Regions from separate parts of the Homo sapiens genome. Here region 2 is linked to region 1. Evidence: chromatin loops called from intact Hi-C (ENCODE). Cell type or tissue: Calu3. All regions are shown on one strand. Links, peaks and the distances in the headings refer to the core of each region. The heading gives the core; the rest is flanking DNA.

What was found. Peaks named below come from ENCODE experiments on the same cell type or tissue, not always from the same donor. Only the 100,000 strongest peaks of a DNase experiment are listed, where the experiment ranks them.
Region 2: a loop joins it to region 1, with 7 times the contacts of the local background. A loop is called at or near these places in 1 of 110 quality-filtered maps.

The regions. Positions count from the first base shown.
Region 1 is chr1:67,895,326-67,898,243 of GRCh38, forward strand. All of the region lies in intron 1 of GNG12-AS1 (GNG12, DIRAS3 and WLS antisense RNA 1), which reads left to right. Among named protein-coding and RNA genes, the nearest start is that of GNG12, 63 kb to the left of the region's middle. In Calu3, for the core only: no CTCF peak of the experiment used is centred there; DNase peaks (open chromatin) are centred at 1,696 and 2,376.
Region 2 is chr1:68,009,005-68,011,922 of GRCh38, forward strand. All of the region lies in intron 1 of GNG12-AS1 (GNG12, DIRAS3 and WLS antisense RNA 1), which reads left to right. Among named protein-coding and RNA genes, the nearest start is that of DIRAS3, 40 kb to the right of the region's middle. In Calu3, for the core only: no CTCF peak of the experiment used is centred there; no DNase peak of the experiment used is centred there.

The DNA.
Region 1 (2,918 bases), core at 312-2,811:
AATTTTTATGTGAACATATGTTTTCAATTCTCCTGGAATATACCTAGAAGTGGAATTGCTGGGTCATGTGATAACTCTATGTTTGGTTTCTAATAAAGTGATAAACAGTTTTCCAAAAGTAGCCGCACCATTTTACATTCCCACCAGCAATGTACGAGGATTCTGGTCTCCCCACATGCTTGCCAAGGCTTGTTTTTGTCCATGTTTTTGATGATAGCCATTGTAGTGGATGTGATGTGGTATTTCATTGTAGTCTTGATTTGCATTTCCCTAATGACTAATGATGTTGAGCATCTATTCGTGTGCTTATTGGCCATTTATATGACTTCCTTGGAGAAATGTCCCTTCAAATCCTTTGCCCATTAAAAAAAATTGATTGTCTTTTTATTTTTGACTTATAAGAGTTCTTTGTATATTCTGCATTCTTGATCCTTATTAGATATACGATTTGTAAATATTTTCTCCCATTCTGTGGGTTGTCTTTCACTTTCTTAATAGTGCCCATTTAAAAAAAAATGAACCATTGAACACCAAATTCAAAAAATTTAAAAACTATTATAGTGTTATCCTGATTTGCTGGTTACCTCCTTTTAGCCTTCACTGCGTAAATTTGGCAAACCCAAATGTAAGCTTATCTTGGATGCCTGCCTTTCTCTGCCGTCTCTGACAGTTGCTTACCACTCCCCAGAAATGTATTTCCTGTGGAGTGGACATACCATAATGTTTGTAAATTCTGAGCTACTCATTTTTTCCTCAATATCAGATATTGCCTTGTGGAATACAGAATGACTGCCCCTAGACAACAACAATTTAAGGGTGGTCAGTAAGAGTAAGTAGCAATTCAAAGATATTTGCCTCATGCGTGGGCACATTTGTATGTGAGTGTGTGCATATACGTGCCTTGCAGATCCAGAGCTAATGGGATAGGTTGGTAAAATGATTGATGGTCTTCCCCAGGAGGATGATCAATATTAACGATATATAGATGGTTTTCCTCAGATTTCTCATGCTTTTTTTTTTTCCAATTCACTTTACCGGGCAAGTAGGAGAGACATGGAGTTGATCCTCTCATTTCCCTCCAAACAGGTTGTGGAATTCACCTTGCATACCTCCTGTTTCCTCATACAGCCCCTCCTCATAATCCCTCTGCATCCCCACCCTATGGGTCACTGAGTTGCATTGATTCAGCTAACTCAGTATCTCCCACCTAACCATGTTCTGTTTCCATCCACACCCTCCTAGTTTAAGGCTTCATGGCTGGCAGCCTCCTAACTTACCTCCTTGTTGTAGTCCCTCGAATTCCACTCTGATCTCTGCACCACTGCCCTAGCATCCTTCTAAAAGCCTGTAGCTTGTCATTTATACTCTGCAAACCTAACAAGAGGGACCAGGTCTTCTCGTCTTTAGAAATAAAACATAAATGAGCATGTCACTTTTTTGTTAAAAATCTTCTCTGGCTCCCCTCTACCTTTCGCCTGCCGTCTGAAGAACTCAGCATGGCATCCAAAGCCGCTTCCAGGTGCTGCTATCATCACACTTCCTGCCCGACTGCCCACCATTCTCCTTTCCTCTCACATCCTGTCCTTTCTACACCACGGCTGCCCTGCACCACTCTGCCCCCTATCATTGAGGGCATCTCCATGTCTCTGGTGCAGTTCCAGTGCCAACTGTTCTGTGCAGACTGCCCTGGATGTTTGACCAGTATTATTCCTTCGCTCCCACTGTGCTTTGTCTGTATCTCCCAGACAACAGTTATCGCATGCCTCCTGTCTCCTTCCTGGAAGGCGGGGATTTTGTGAATTCATACATAACCTCTCAGGGCCTGGCTAATCATTGATGGTCAATAAACATTTGTTGAATTGAGCTACATTTTTATGTGCAAGCTTAACTTTAGAAAGAAAAACTTAGGGAGAAAAACCAGGAGAGGAGGTGGGTGTGGGTTTCATAGGATAACAGTCTCTTGATTCCCCAGAATTTCGAGACGTTTCAGATGCCACCAAGCTGAAACTCCTGCCTCATGCGGCCCTTGTTCCTGTCACTCTCTTTCTTCTCTTCTCTCAGTCTCCAGCTTGCCTGCTACTCCTCCTCCACGTGGCCAATGGTTGTGGTATCTGCCTGCTTCCCCTCTGGCTTGTCTGATGGTCCCACGAAGAGGCTGGAAGGCGAACTTTTCTGGGACTGTCTCCATGGGGACTTGGAATGTAATAGACAGTCTTCCTGCTGCAGGCAGGCAGGCAGGCAGGCAGGAGGGGCAGGAGAGGGAGGCAAGGTCTCAGGTCCCTTTCCTCTCTTGCCCTGGAGTGAACTGCATGCCCCATATTCTGGGAGGAGAGAATTCAGAGCAGGTGTTTCCTCCTCTGAAAGGCAAAACATTCCTCTAGCACTTCATCTTTTCTCTGCCATCTCTGACATTTGCTCACCACTCCCCAGAAATGTATTCCCTGTGGAGTAAAATCTAGAGTTCAGCTGAAGGACAGGAAGAAAAACCATAAAACCCTTACATATCAAACTGTCTGACCTGCTGATGTAATTCATTTGCAAGGACACTATAAGATTGTTATACTTAGATAGAGCTTGCGTTTGGCACCGGCTTCGGGGAATTGCTTTCTCTTTTTCTGCACATAGCAAGGATCATCCCTGTCCTTATCCTGGGGTGTGGGACCTACCTTCCTTAACCCCTATTACCTAGTTTCCTGGCCACTTGGGGCTTCCTTCTTATAACTTCTTGTAATGACTGTATTCATACTCACATAACTTTTCTGTATAGCTTTGAAAACAGATCTCCCCATCCATCCTTCCTGCCCCTTCATGCCTTTCCTAAGCTCTCCCCACCAAAACACACAATTTGAGGGCTAGCCCAGTGCATAGCATCTACTTACACAGTCCAGCATGGTATCTACTCGTTCTTGTCAGACCCC
Region 2 (2,918 bases), core at 190-2,689, 110 kb after region 1:
CTAGGAAAGGGAAATCCCTTGACCCCTTGTGCTTCCCACGTGAGGCGACACCCCACCCTGCTTCGGCTCACCCTCCATGGGCTGCACCCACTGTCCAACCTGTCCCAATGAGATAAGCCAGGCACCTCAGTTGGAAATGCAGAAATCACCCATCTTCTGCGTTGATCATGCTGGGAGCTGCGGACTGGAGCTGTTCCCATTTGGCCATCTTGTAATGGAATCCATTTGTTGTTGTTTTTGTTTGTTTCTTTATTTTTTGAATTAATTCTTTTTTTTTTTCTTTTTGGAAGTGTTGTTTTGCTCTTGTTACCCACTCTGGAGTGCAGTGGCATGATTTCGGCTCACTGCAACCTCTGCCTCCCAGGTTCAAGCAATTCCTGCCTCAGCTTTCCGAGTAGCTGGAATTACAGGTGTACACCACCGCGCACAGCTAATTTTTGTACTTTTAGTAGAGACGGGGTTTCATCGTGTTGGCCAGGCTGGTCTTGAACTCCTGACCTCAGGTGATCCACCTGCCTCAGCCTCCCAAAGTGCTGGGATTAGAGGCGTAAGCCACTGTGCCCAGACATTTTTTGAATGAATTCTCTGGAGTCTGTTTCTCTCATAGTATAGTCTCTGCTGGCTGCTCAGCTGCTCTCTAAAAAATTGTTTAAAAAATTTTACATCTGGCTTTCATGGGTTCACTGCTGAGTTGGCATAGCTCAGTGGCCAGCCAATAATTCATCAGAAGTTTTGCTTAAACACCTTTGCCAGGGTCAAAAAGGCCTCTACCCTTTGAATCTCATCTTATGAGTTATGATGAGTGTATAAATCAGTGTTCAATCACAGAAACAGAACCAGTAAGATATATCTATCTATCTCAATAAATATATTAAGAGATTTAATGCAAGCGATTGGCTTAAGTTATTGTAGGGGCAGGCTAGACAAGCCAAAACCTGAAGGACAGGCTATGAGAAGAGAAGCCTGGAAATCTAGGGAATAAGCTAAAGCTTCTGTACATAGAAAGAGTTTCTTCTTCATCAGGGAAGCCCCAGTTCTGTTCTTACAGCCTTTCAACTGATTGAATCAGGCCCACTCAGAAGAGCTGGGATAATCTCCCTGATTCAAAGTCAACTGATTATGGACTTTAATCATATGTATAAAATACCTTCCACAGCAACACCTAGATTTGTGTTTAATTGAATAACTGGGGAGTATAGGCTAGTCAAATAGGTAAAATAGAATCACAGAGAGCCATTGAATGGTTTAAGCAAGGTAGTAATATGATCATGCTTGCTTTAGATAAATACACCCTCTGGTGGCTAGGTAGAGGAAGAAGGAGCTGGAGGTTCTTGTAATAGACAAATTAAAGAGATATTAATTGCCTGAATTAGCACTATAACACTGAGTTTGAAGAGGAGGGTTGAATTACCATAAATATTTTGAAAGTAAATATTTATAAATGTATTTATATATAATTGTAGGTTCAGTTACACAGACAGTGTAGGGTTGGTATATAGAGTAAGAGTAATACTCTGTCTCACATTTTACATTACATCCGTCTACCGATCATCTATTAACCTCTTGGAGTTGCCATTTTCTTATCTGTACCTTTTTCCCTCAATAAATACGTTTTTTTCCAAGTTCTGACAATAAGCCCCATGCTGAAAGCCCTGGTTATCTGAATTGCCTTCCATTTATCCTTGTATTTCCTGCACAAAACAAAGACCACAGGAAGTGAGTTAGAATACTCTGGAAGATGAGCATATCTCATTTCCTTAGGAGTATATTGCAAAAACCTGTCTACCGAAAAGTAACACTTATGGACTGACTAAATGCATGCCCAAGCTTAGAGAAGCTGCAAGAACAGGAGTAAGCAATCCAAGAGGCCCAGGTGGCCTAGAATGCATCAATTTGTATTTATCAGTAGGAGCTCTGCTCCTGGATGAATGCAGGAGTTGAAGCTGACTCTGCTTCCCTGCCCGTGCTTCTAGAGCCTTTTGTGGGCTCCTGTGTTAGCAGTGCCAATGCCCCAGAGAAATCAATCACAAGACCTGAATTTGAGTCCTCCTGTTTCTTTATGTGGTCCTGGGAGGTGGCAACTCTAAACTTTGGGACAAAGGACAATCTCCAACTACCGCTGACCTTGGACTGCTAAGTTTCAAGGGCAAGATACATAGAAAATGAACCTGAACAAATGGTTTCTTTTCATTATCAGCTGTGATTTGAACCTAATTTCTCTGTAGAGCTCTTAGTCCCAATGAGCAGAACTGGGAAAATGTTAAGGACTCTCTTTGCACTTTTAGCTTAAGGTCTAGGCTAGGAAATGCCTCAGAAGACAAATGAAGCCTCCCTTCCCCTGATCCCCTATGTTGTGGTACCCTTGTGGTGTCTACTTGACCTTCCCAGGACATGGATACCCCTTCCTTAGCCTCATGAGAGAAGAGATATTTCCAAAGCCAAATGTAGAAGACAAAAAAGGGAAAGCTGAAGATCTAACATTCAGATTCCAGGGTTGTTTTTTTTTTAAATCATTTTCCTTATCACACTGAAATCTCTGCTCCAACCCTGAGCCTCTATCCTCCTTGGTCTTGATCCAAATCAGTACTTTAGTGCTCCACAGAGACGGAGTCGGGGCGATGGAGGGGGTAGTCTTGGCCTCTCTCTAGAGGCTGCCTTTCCCCCAAACCCTCTCTAACTGTAACTAAATCTGTTTGCTTGTATTAGTGGAGAAATTGAGTTTCAGAAATCATTATGCAGTTCATGTGGGTGCTAACATTTAGGTAAGCTGCCTGACAGCAGAGCTATAACAAATCATTGCTTATTGCTATGCTGCTCTGTAGAGTCCTGAGAGAAAGAGTCTATAGGCTGCTGTGTGTCCTTGGGGCAGCCAGAGCCACAGCTTTTGCCTTTCAGTGGCTTTGTGCAGGTTGCTGTCA